Linked DNA regions of Homo sapiens: all the other regions are linked to region 3. The links are chromatin contacts, found by Hi-C or POLR2A ChIA-PET in ENCODE. All regions are on one chromosome and are shown on one strand. The core of a region is the stretch at or near the end of the contact, and the rest is flanking DNA. Distances in the headings are between cores, read along the strand shown. Region 1 overlaps TCF7L2 (transcription factor 7 like 2). Region 2 overlaps TCF7L2 (transcription factor 7 like 2). Region 3 has its middle 170 kb from the start of HABP2. Region 4 has its middle 130 kb from the start of SNORA87.

Region 1 (3,078 bases), core at 487-2,986, 250 kb before region 3:
TCTTCCATCCAATTTTGGGGTGAGAAGGAATGAAATATACCATAGACTTATGTTCATATTTTCAACATCATGAATTAAATTCTGTGTGTCAAATTAAAACACAAGATCATAGATAGTTCTCTCGTTGAGCGTAAAATAATGATGGGTGTAAATCTTGGTTTTCCTTTCTAGCTGTGTGCAACTCTTTGGTTCAATCTAGGATTGTGTAAACTGTCAGGAATGGTGGTGAAGAGAGTGGAGGCTGTGTTGCAAATGTGTATGTTGTGTTACTGCAAATATCACACCCAGTACAGTCTCCCATGTTGAGGTTCTAGACCCTAGTTTACTCAAATTACCTGCGTTACTTAATAGTGGTCCTGTTGGCTTTGATGAGAGTAAACCACTATTCTTGATGTCTTAGGAGAAGGGAGTTCCTTTGAAAACGTAAATTCCCGACTCCAGTGATACAGGTATTATGATCTCTGTATTGTCACAACAGGCTGCTGCATCGGCATTTTCTGGAAGCAGCAGAGCCTGAAACCTTGTATTCTTAGGGAAACCTCCCCTTTGTGGTTTGGGGTTGTTGGGGACCTGGCTGAGCTGTGTAATAGAATTCTTTCCTTCTGCAATATTTTGGAATGTGATGAAATCCTGACATGCCCTCCAGATTACGTAGTTCTGCACACATTTGAGGATTTTTGAAAAAATTCAACTTTGCCTGGGTCACTCCCTCGTTACCTTAAACTTGCAACACATCAGCTGGAGATCAGAGGGAGCAGCAATTGTGTTTGCCCTCCTTGTCCCATGGTGACTCTGTGTCATTTTCACGCGTGTTATTTATTCTGGCTGTAGATGCCCATTAAAGGATGCCCATGTTTGGGATACTAACAAGGCAGGATAGAACGGAACAATGCAGTTCTGCCTTTGTGTTCGTCTTCCTTTCTGTCGGTCTTTGCTGAATCACAGGGTTTGAGCATTTGTGTTTGTTGAGCCACATGAGTGGAAACATTTATTCTTCCTCTTGGCTTACCTCCTCTTTTTCTAGGGAGAAGATTTACCTGATCAGTGAAGGAAACAGCTGTTTCTTGAGCTTTTCTCAGACTCCATGGAGTAGGCATGATTTTCAAATGCAGGCTGAGATTCGAAAGTTAGGCACAGGGTATACAAGAAAAACAAAAGACCTTTTTATGCAGCTGTTCCTTGTAAATAAATTAGAAAGTTGGTGTCAGATTTTGTTCACTACTTCTTTCTTTAATTCCCCAGGATGTAATAACCATTATGCTCTTAAAATTTACTCTAAATCAAAATTGGTGATTTCCTTTCCATTATATTTAGGAATCCCTAGATTTGGGGTTGTTGTATTTGGTGGCGAGGGGGTGGTCTGGAAATCATTATTATTTGTTAAAAGTTGTTTTGAATTTGAGCTTTTGGATTTCTTCATTTGGGATAGGTTCGATTTATTTCTGGCTCGATTTTGAAGATCTGCTCTCCTAGAAACAGCTGTACTCTCTTACCCAATTCCCAAACATTCTCTGTGAACTCGGGCACTTAACAAGATTGATTATGTTAACGCTAATCATTTAATACCCAAGTAGTAGAGAAATATTTGGCAGGAGGGTGGAGGTTGCAAATTCCTGGGAAATTACTTAGGGGTGAAGTGGCTGGTTCTTCATCCCTGAGACCTGGCAGAGGATTAGGACAGAGGGCCCCGTTGTGCCTGTCGCACTCCCTCACTGACCTCCAGGTTGAGAATTTTGTGACGCTGCCGGAGGGAGGCAGAGGCAGGCAGGAAGAAAACCCTGGAAACTCGCTGATCAGGGGCGAGCCTGGACCGGGTGGGCTAAGATGTAAGCTTGCAAGTGTTTTAAAGGTTGGCTGGGGGAGGCACAATGGGATGTTTTCTTTTTAATTGCAAAATAAATGAGAATGAGGGGAAATAAATTATGTTTAATGAACTTAACTGGAAGTAATTGTTCAAGAGCCTGTGAATGCACAGCTTTACTGGGTCGGCCCTTGGCTGCGGTTTTCACAAAGCCAAGCAGCTGGTGCACATCTTTATTTTCCAGGTTCGAATGTTCCTTTATTCCTCCATCTCAACACCTTCTTTATTTTCCAGGTACGAATGTTCCTCTATTCCTCCATCTTAACACCTTCTTTATTTTCCAGGTTCGAATGTTCCTCTATTCCTCCATCCCAACACCTCCAGCCCACCCACCACCTCTCACCCCCCAGCCCTTCCATCCTCCTTTTGAGGATAGAGAAAAGGTCTTTAAGAAGAGCTGAGCTTGGTCCTCTAGACCCTTCATGTTTGGCAGTCTGTTTGGTGTGTTACCAGCTGGGTGGTTATAGTATAGAAAGGGCCACCCCAAGAAAGGCCAAGGACTTGAAGTGATCGAGTTAGTTCTAGGTATTTGCATGTGTGTGAGAGAATTTGGATGAAAACTGACTGCACGTTTCTCCTCTCCCTGCTTGCTCTGTTCAGTCATTTCCCAGCAAGAAGAATTTTAATGCCTGTGTGAATCCATGAGAAACTATGAGTCGGCAAAATTTCACAGACGGCAGGGAGAATCATCTCTCTTCCTCTTCTTGCTGTCTAAATGGATTTGATTCCAGAGAGGGAGAGGGAGAGAAATAAAAGCCAGCTATTGATAATTTACAATACAAATAAGCAGCACCCTTCCTAGGAGGCTCTCAGGGATTGGAGACGCTCTAACTCTGCAGCCTGCGGGGGTAGGTTCTGCAGCAGCCCGGCCAGAGGATGCAGGCTGTGTACTGCGGCTGGCAGGGTGGGCTTTGCTTTTCTGCATCTCACAGGCAGATCTCTTTTCTCTTACCACCTTGTTTCTCCAAGTAAAACTCGAACCCTGTGAAACCTTCTGTCTTTTATTTATTATTTCCAACAGGCAGTGCTGTAGCTATCGATAGAAGTCTTGTCCAGGGAAACAATCCACCATTAGCTGGGAGCAAGGCCTTAGACAGAAAGGAGCAACATTCAACTAAGGAAGACCCCGGCCACGGTGATGCATGGGTCCTGGCTAGCTGCGAGGGGAGAGGGGCACGGGCCAGGGTAAAATGCTCTGAGGAAGCCCACCCATTTGG
Region 2 (2,700 bases), core at 201-2,700, 230 kb before region 3:
AGAGCAGATTGTTATTCCTTGGATGGTACATTGGACTGCTTTGGTTTGGACTTATTAAGAAAGCAACAGTTGCCATGATCTTCATCTGAACAGCTTCCCATCTGCTCACTTGAATCACCTTGCCAGGTTGGAGCAGGAGGCTGCCATATTGTTTACTTTTGGGATTCTGCCCTTTCTGTCCCTCACTATTTTTTCTATAGTAGGATATGTTGCTTGAAGAGGGGTGAGTCTTCCAACCCAGTACAAATCATGGTGACACCACGCAAAATTGAAAATGAGAAAGGTGTTTGATCCAGTTGTCAGTCTGCAGATGGGCCAAGAGTAGGTTGAGATTAGCTCTTTCTGTCCTGGCTAATGTACTTGGTTGGGAAATGCCAATTCAGGTCCTAAAATGTGCCTTAGAGAACTGTCCAAAAAATGAGCAGCATGAGAGGAGAAAACACAAACTGTATCTTTCATTTATAATTTTGATAATCATTTAGAAGACTTCTTAATGATGCCTAGACAACATATGAAGTAAAAGTGATATAGGAATCCTAAATTTTAGAGGAGAAAGGGCATACAAATCAGAATCAAAGGTTTATTGTGTGTGTGTGCACCTTTCCTTTCCTTTTTTTTTTTGCATCTTTCCATAAAGGGATAGAAACTTATTTAAAATGTCCATGACTTATGATATGAACCAAATAGGAACTATTTGAATTTTCCCTGTCTTCCTGCCTCACTCTCTCCCATTCCTGTCAAATGATGGGACACAGCACAAAAGAAAAATAAAAATTGTATTGCACTTCATCAACAGGATGAGGCCTAATGAGGCTTGCACAGCATTGTCAAAAATGTATGTATATTTCAACCACGTTAATATTTTATTTAGCTGTCAATATACAACAAAAGATTTCACCTTTCATTTTAGAGCTGATTAGGACTTAGGAAATTGTCTTCTTAGATGCCACTAATAATGCCTCAAAAAACAAGTGGACGTGCGATTTCTGGCAGGTAGTCCAAGCCCACTTTTCCGCCCAAGTACGTCAGTTGAATTTGTCTTTTGCTAAAGATGTTAAAAATCATAATGTCTTATGTCAGTAGCAATAATGAATTGGCTTTAATGACATTATGAGAATCATTATGTTTAATTTATCGCTAATTAATGCTGACAGGTTTCATATGCCTTGGGTTGCTTTCATGTGAGTGTTACGTGCTGTTTTTTTTTTTCTTTTTAATTGTGTGTACACATCCCTCCTCATTCATTCATTTTGATTCTGACGATTTACACAGCTTTCTGTCTTCTAGGTTCCCTCCCCATATGGTCCCACCACATCATACGCTACACACGACGGGCATTCCGCATCCGGCCATAGTCACACCAACAGTCAAACAGGAATCGTCCCAGAGTGATGTCGGCTCACTCCATAGTTCGTAAGTGTTGCTGTTTTTCTCACCTTCTTCGTAGCCGCAGTGTTCTGCAAGCCTGTTGCAGCTGCTGGGTGGTGGCTTTCTGCCTAAGGTTGGCCTCGTTTGGTTTGACTGCAGCCAATACCCAGCCTGTGTGGGCTCTTCACTCCCTTACAAAGAGAGAGAGAGTGCACAGTGGCAGAATCTCACTGTACCACCGTGGGTTAGAACAGAACTGTTTTTTGTGTGTGTACTTGGATACACTGGGATTTGCAACCACTTCCCTGCCCCCTAACCGCATCATTGAACATTTAGAGCTTTGTTCTGCAAGCAGGAGAAAACCCTGCCGAGGTGAAGACAGCAACCATGTGCTTTCCCCTCTGGCTTGGGAAAATTGTATATTTGTGAAACTTGAGGAAGTGATTGCAAAATCCCTCTCTTCCCCCAACCCCTCCCCAAGCTATTTTTGTTCCATTTTCCGGGGTGCAGAAGAACTAAAAGCATGCTTTTTAATCCAAAACTGCTAGGCTTGGGGGTTATGAGACAAGGAGATACGTTCCCTGCCATGGAGGAAGTTGGACCACGACCTTGTTTATTGGGTTGCGTCTGTTTTGTCTATCTCCAGAAAGCATCAGGACTCCAAAAAGGAAGAAGAAAAGAAGAAGCCCCACATAAAGAAACCTCTTAATGCATTCATGTTGTATATGAAGGAAATGAGAGCAAAGGTCGTAGCTGAGTGCACGTTGAAAGAAAGCGCGGCCATCAACCAGATCCTTGGGCGGAGGGTAGGTGACGCCCTTCTCAGGGAGAAGCGGGGGGCGGGTGGTGAGGGACCAGAGTGCAGCAGGTCAGGTGGCAGAATGTCTCTGTCCCCATTTCTTTGGAGAATTCTTGCCCTTCAGCCACATTCTGAATCCTTGAATGGCCTTCACTGAGTCAGGACTAGTTATTCTGCACTCAGCGTTCAGAACAGCCACAGCCATGCTCTTCCCCTACCCGAGCGAGTGAGCAAATGACAGAATGACATAGATAACAAATCAAGTTTTGTCTAAACATTCCTGTTAGTGCCAGGACCCAGCCGACGGTCAGTATGTACAGATTATACCATTTCTGGACGGACTCACCCAAAAAGGCAGCATTATTTATCCCCTGACCTTGGCGTAATGTGTGATGTTCTTTCATGCTTTTCTCTTTGTTCATGTCTTTCTCATCTGTACCCCACGTCCCCTCCAGTGGCATGCACTGTCCAGAGAAGAGCAAGCGAAATACTACGAGCTGGCCCGGAAGGAGCGACAGCTTCATATGCAACTG
Region 3 (3,019 bases), core at 103-2,602:
GGAAAAAAAGAAAAAAAAAAAAAAAAAAAAGAAAAAACTCAGTCAAGACCCCCATGGCAAGTGGAAAGGATTTGAAATAGCTCATAATTTGGGCTTTGAGCTATTCTGCAGGGTTGTTAGCTGTTTGGTATGATTCGTTTTATCCAAGAGCAGTTCCGGATTGTCAGGCATCCTCTCTTATTGCAAAGATAAATAAATAGAAATTCAGACATTCGGGGAGAATTTGACTTTTATTTCCTTCTTCCTCATTAGAGCCTATTTGGACCCTCACCCCCACCCCCACCCCCCTTTTAAGCCTTTCCGTTTCATGATAACTCTTTCAAGAAGAGAAACAAGCATAAAACAAACAACAGTTAGAAAGAAGCAACCACCTTGTTGGGGATTCCTGTGAATGTATTTAGAAATGAAACACTTCTTGCTTTTGCTTTAATAAGCATTTAGGAGGCTCTACTATCGGGCCATGAGTAATGAGAAAGAGGTATGGTTTTGATTTACTACTGTAGTTTAAATAGACTTAGAATCCAGTGAAATTGTTTTGTTCTAATTCTATCCATTTTTTTCTCAGTTCACCAACTTCTCAAAGAAAGACTTTCCCCAAGTAGCCGGCATTTTCCCAGTATGATAAGGCAAGCAGCGAGAAAGTTTTGTTGTTGTCTTTGTCTTGCTTTTCCCCACTTCAAGCCTCTGAGGCCCCATGGAAATCCTTGGAGTACACTTGGTTGAGTATGGACCATTCTAAATGAAATACAAATCAAAAGCATCCTTTCACTGGCCCCTTTAGGTTCTTAAGCAGAAGAATGTTCTGATCACTGAAGCCATTTCAAGACCTGAAATTAGAAAGTAATAAAAAATATCACACTCTCCCTGGTGGGTAGGACATATAATTGGTTCCCCAGCAGGACTTCAGCTCCAAGTGAGAAATGCGTAGCCTGTGGATCCTTGCTTTCAGAAGAACCACATGCAAACACTACCAAATAAGTAAAAAATAAGCAAAGGGAAACAGGAAAACCAGAGACAAATTCAGAAATAAATAGCCAAGGGCTAGAAAGAATAAAGAAAAAAAAAAAGCATTAACCCCAGATGTCTTTAAACACAAAAATTTGTGCACAAAACACCAGACGAGACGGTAAGTTTATGTGTTTAGATCAGCTTGGACAAACACCGCTGTTCAGGACTGCAGTTATTTTTTTGGATTCCATTCTGGCTGCAAGATGTTCTTGGGGAGAAAATGGACTGTGCTCACACAATCCTAACTGTTTGGGATTTGACTTAAAAAACTGGCCAGGGCCTTGATTTGCAGCTCACTCTTGGCCTAAGCCCGGCGTTCCAGCCGGTTGGGTTTTGTTGCTCGTGGAGTTTGGAAGCCGAACAGTTGGGGTGTGCTGCGATGGACAGGGCCACTGAGCACACAGAGCCTGGTGCTATGCTGCCACCTTCTGTCTAATGTGTCATAGCAAGAGGTGGCTGAGCTCTGGACTGCCTAGAAAACTCGGTGACTTTCTGCCTTTGAGAGTCAGGTCCTCTATAATCTGCACATTCCGGAGCAGCAGTGCCCTCTCTTCCTGTACACCTGTGGGTTCAAGGCCTTGGGGGCTGGCCCTTTGATAGCTTCTTCCAGAACCCACGCCAGTCTGTTTGTTTGCCTCTCTTCCTCATTCCCTCCCTCTCTCCCTGCCAGATCTTGAAGTTTCCGTAGGTAGAAGGGTCTGGAAAAACGAGGTTGAAGGCAAAGACAGGGCTTTTCGTTTTCAAACGTCAGCACACTCTTGTCTAAATTACTGCCAAAGACAAATGGGATGAAGTGGAGGAAAGGAAAAGTGAGATTGAATAGCAGGAAAAAAGCCCTGACAGCAAGATCTATTGCCCTGTGGAGAGGTGTCCCCAGGGGTGAGCTATTGGTTGAGATATTTAAAACTTGAGTGGACAAAACATTAGACCCTTCACCACAGGGAACAATTCTACAGCAGCCCCTGGGACCTGACCCTCGTGAGCGCAGAGGTCCTTCCCAACTCTAATTTTTTATGATTTCTCAATTGACTTCCCATTCTATAAAAAGTATTCTGTTGCTGCTCAGAAACCCAACTGCTTTGACATTCTGTTTGAGGTCGGGATGGTTTCAATCTACTTTCAGTTGTGTGCAGCATTGAAAATGCCCCTATACCTACTTTTTTTGAGCCAAAGAAATGTAAATTCATATAATTAAGCCTAGAAATATGTATTTGAGGAATGACATAGGGGACACTGCCCTTGACAACTGGCCAAGACATGACTCGCCAAGCACCCGGGGATTTGCTGTACAGCCTTTGACAAATGCTTACCCTTTCTGAGTCACCAGTTTTCATTGGGTTGTCTCACTGGTCAGGATGAGAATATCTGATGCCAGTTGGGAACATTTTGGAAGGACTGTGGTGGTGAAAGAAATAGCTTAGTTCTGCACCTGATTGCCAATCACTCCTTGTTGTGAGGATTGTACACTTCTCAGCTTGCAGGCCTGGATCAGGGGAGACAAAAGGAGGGAGAGAGGTGAGATGTCGGATGTGCGGTCATGGTCTTTGCTTGCAGGTTCTCCCTCCCTGGGGTGACTGGGTTCAGCCATCCAGCTGATTATTTTTAGGCTCTTGTTAATTGCCAGGCATGGAGCTAGGAGCTTGTGTGTCAGAGTGGAAGTGAACAAAAACAGTGGAGAACAAATGGAGTCCTCAGGGATACCTATCTCAGTGGCTTCGAACTGTTCTTAGGGTAAAGTTTAAAATCCCACATTCTGCAAAGCATCAGGTGATCTGGCCCTTCCTGCTTCTTTGATCTCTCCTTGGACCTTTCTCCAGCAGGCTGAGTTCCCTCAATTTTCCTTGGTGAGCTCTGTTTCTTCTCATCTCAGTGCCTGCCTGGGTGCTCAGCCCAGACACTCCTGGTCTTGCCACCCCTTTCACCTGGTCAGTGCTGCTTCTCATCTTTCAGTTCCCAGCTGTAAGGTCTCTTGCCCAGAGACGCCTTCCCAGACCTCTGGGCTGGGGTTCAG
Region 4 (2,840 bases), core at 251-2,750, 210 kb before region 3:
AGAAAAAAGCATGTGCTCTCAATAGAATCTGACCGCCTAGTCCTTAAGAGCTGGAAAGAAGGACCAGAGGAAACTGAAGCCCAGAGAGGGGGTCCCGGGAGTGTCTTGCCTGAAGCCACACAGCTGGGTGCTGGCTGGATCTCGGCTAGATGCCATGATTCCTTGTAATCTAGATCAGGGATCTTTCTCATAACTACCTGTTGCTTCAAATTCTCTACTGGCTCGCTTTGATGTGGGGAATGCTAACCCTGCTGCCAGCTGTAAGACTTGTTCCCGATCCTGGGTGATTTTCAGGTTTGGAGATGCCAATGCAAAATGAAGGGCTTGAGTGTGAAGCTCCTGGAAATCCAGCCACCACCTGCTAGCGGTGCCTCCGATGTGCCAGGCACCATACGTGGCTCCCAGGCATCTGCGGCAGCATGCATTATTTTATTTGTTCTTCACCCAAATACTGTGATGTAAGTCTTCCTACTCCCGTTGTCAGGGGAAGCAGTGAAGTGACGTGTTCAGGATGGGTCAGCCAAAAAGTGGCAGATCTGGGATTAAAATTAGGCGTGTGACTACAGAGTTGTTTTTTTTCCCCACTTACCCTATGAATAAGAATCTTAAGAAGAAACTGAGTCCCCAACATTTCTCGGAATCTTGGGAAACTCCATAAGGGTTAGGCTAGACAGGGACATTTGTCTGCTTGGTAGAAACAGAGCTGTCCCACTGGGAACCTAATGTCCTGTGGCTTCCACATCCTGGGTTCCGGGGCTGTGTGGAGGAAGATGCAAGTGGCCAGCCACCAGGCTAAGGGGGCCTGGCTGCTTCTCCTTCCCCTGGTCCCAGGAACTGTGGCCTCACCCAGCAGCCCAGCTGTAGTGGGCAATGGGGCAAGATCACCACCCAGGCCAGCATTGGTGCAAACTGCGATGGCTGACCCCTAAGGCCAGGTGGGTGCAGGATGGACGTCCATAATTACCAGGGCCCCATATTTGGGGGTTCCTGTTGGCAGCCCCCTGAGGTAATGCTTAGAAGACTCTCTTGGTGCCTCAAGGCCAGTGTAGGGCATTGGAGGTGGAGGCTCGGCCTTTGGAGTGGACAGCCTGGCCCTCTGCAAGGCTGTCTCTGTTTTCCTCAGGAAGGGGCTCTGCCCACCACACGGCATCCTCCCACCCGGCCCTCCCCTCCGCCCCCTCCACCTTATATAATGGCACATTATACAACATCGCAAAGCAGGTGGTATTTTTAAAGACAGCAAGTGAGCATTTTTTTTGGCCTAAATTTGGGAATGAAACAGATGGATTTTTAAGACTCTAGGCTTTTCCTATGAATAGTAACCGTTGTTCTCCTCTGCTTTTAAACACCAGTTTCAAGACCACCTCCAGCAACCAATCAGCACTCTGTTATTTAATTATAACAAAATTCTTAGCCCTGTCTGCTGCTGCTCGGACAAGTGGGGGGCACTGGATCAATTTCTGGAGCCAGACAGACTTGCCAACAACAATTTTCCTTTTCCCAAGGGGCCTCGGAGGCCTGGAGTGGGTCCCAGGTTCCTCCTCTCCAGCCTGCTCAATGTGGGCTCCCTGACAGCGAGTTTGAAAGGGTTATAGAGAGGCAGATAAAGGCCGCGCTTGTTGCAGCCTTCCCTGACAGGGCCGACCCCCACGCCAGTGAGCTCATGCCTGCCTCATTATGGCTGGTGCCAGATTTTTTCCATTAACAGGTAATTGAGTAGAAACTAAAATAAGCGAAGTTTGTTTCATCCCTTGGATTTTCTTGCTGGGATTTGAAAGAAAAACACTTTAGCATCGTTAGTGGAGGAGTGTCCTTGAAAACGTATTTATGTTTTCCAAGTGATTTGTCGCTTGGTAGGTGTAATTAGCCTGTCCCCGGCCTCTCCCTTCTTGTTTTTATTCTTTAAGGGCCACAGTGTTCAGCGAATAGGAGCTGGTTTCCTGGGCCCTTCGCTGTCAGACACCCTGTTTTAAGAGTGGATAGGTTAGGTATGCTCGCCGTAGATAACTAGCTTTTCTCTGCTCGCTCTTTCGCTCAAGTGCACACGCACCTGGAGAATCAGCAGGGGCCTGTGGGTCCCGCAGCCTCAGGTGCTACCTTTGAGGCCCTGCTCGCCTCTCCTGGATGGTGCCTGCCTCCCTCCACCTTTGCACCAGGTAGATGGCTGAGGGGCAGAGGGGCTTTCTCTCACTGTATCTCTCTGCAGCTATCTTCCTGTGTGCCCAGTCCCAGGTTTTAATTTCACAGCTTCTTCTTCCAGGAGCAGATGCTGAGGACTGACGGCGCCTGTCTCAGCTCTGGCTTGTGTTCCATTTCATGGAGATTCCCCGTCACTGCCCAGCCTCAAATTCCCCATGAAGTCCGGAGCTTCAGATGAATTTGTGAGAAAGAGGGAGAGAAGGAGGGAGATGGGGCAGGCGTGGGGGCATGGTCTCCACACTTGGGAGTTTTCATTTCACCTGGAGCACCCGAGCATCTTGTTTCCATCGTGAACCCCACTGAGATTCTGGTAAGTGCTCATGACTGTCACCCCAAAGAAAATGTAGATTCTTGGACACAAACAGCATGCCGCATATGTTTTCCGTCATTTCATGAGCTCCAGGGTAAGAATTACTGCACTAGCCATGCAGGGCAAATGAATCAATGTCATTAAAGCAAGTTGTTTCCCCCCCGACCCCCCACCCTCAGAATGCTCCACTCTTTCACACACCTGATAGAGAGGTCTTTCTAAGGGAAAGAAGCCTCCAGAAATTTGCGACTTTCTGGTGAACAAAAACTTAGTTCATCTGACTGCATTCATTTAGTATGAAACCCATGATAATTATTGTTACTGAATATTC

Evidence for each region. A loop is a pair of places that touch in the nucleus more often than their neighbours do. ChIA-PET counts read pairs that join two places held with the same protein, here RNA polymerase II (POLR2A). Pooled maps may share reads with other maps.
Region 1: a map of Right ventricle myocardium inferior shows a loop between it and region 3 (6-fold over the local background). The contact joins two enhancer-like sites. A Hi-C loop is called at or near these places in 71 of 168 maps with a recorded cell type or tissue (A673, CD14-positive monocyte, CD4-positive, alpha-beta T cell and 42 more), 17 of 37 single-sample maps with no recorded cell type and 44 of 50 pooled maps. POLR2A ChIA-PET finds 5 or more read pairs at or near these places in 1 of 52 experiments (A673).
Region 2: a map of MCF 10A shows a loop between it and region 3 (5-fold over the local background). The contact joins two enhancer-like sites. A Hi-C loop is called at or near these places in 15 of 168 maps with a recorded cell type or tissue (CD14-positive monocyte, HCT116, MCF 10A and 9 more) and 4 of 50 pooled maps. POLR2A ChIA-PET finds 5 or more read pairs at or near these places in 1 of 52 experiments (T-cell).
Region 4: a map of right cardiac atrium shows a loop between it and region 3 (2.3-fold over the local background). The contact joins two enhancer-like sites. A Hi-C loop is called at or near these places in 2 of 168 maps with a recorded cell type or tissue (aorta and right cardiac atrium), 1 of 37 single-sample maps with no recorded cell type and 6 of 50 pooled maps. POLR2A ChIA-PET finds 5 or more read pairs at or near these places in 1 of 52 experiments (T-cell).

What each region holds. Positions count from the first base shown.
Region 1 is chr10:113,131,195-113,134,272 of GRCh38, forward strand. The region is part of intron 5 of TCF7L2 (transcription factor 7 like 2); the gene reads left to right. Among named protein-coding and RNA genes, the nearest start is that of SNORA87, 87 kb to the left of the region's middle. Within about 2 kb of position 1,737, at least 2 of the 41 ENCODE cell types and tissues checked have a DNase peak (open chromatin) inside an H3K27ac peak, as active enhancers do; they include uterus, where a contact is called at or near this core.
Region 2 is chr10:113,149,711-113,152,410 of GRCh38, forward strand. TCF7L2 (transcription factor 7 like 2) reads left to right here. Exons shown (of 15, transcript NM_001367943.1): 9 at 1,288-1,413; 10 at 2,015-2,174; 11 at 2,623-2,700. Among named protein-coding and RNA genes, the nearest start is that of SNORA87, 110 kb to the left of the region's middle. Within about 2 kb of position 1,451, at least 3 of the 41 ENCODE cell types and tissues checked have a DNase peak (open chromatin) inside an H3K27ac peak, as active enhancers do.
Region 3 is chr10:113,383,904-113,386,922 of GRCh38, forward strand. No RefSeq gene overlaps it. Among named protein-coding and RNA genes, the nearest start is that of HABP2, 170 kb to the right of the region's middle. RefSeq lists a silencer at 1,407-1,516. Within about 2 kb of position 1,353, at least 8 of the 41 ENCODE cell types and tissues checked have a DNase peak (open chromatin) inside an H3K27ac peak, as active enhancers do; they include uterus, where a contact is called at or near this core.
Region 4 is chr10:113,175,996-113,178,835 of GRCh38, forward strand. No RefSeq gene overlaps it. Among named protein-coding and RNA genes, the nearest start is that of SNORA87, 130 kb to the left of the region's middle. RefSeq lists a silencer at 1-148. Within about 2 kb of position 1,501, at least 6 of the 41 ENCODE cell types and tissues checked have a DNase peak (open chromatin) inside an H3K27ac peak, as active enhancers do.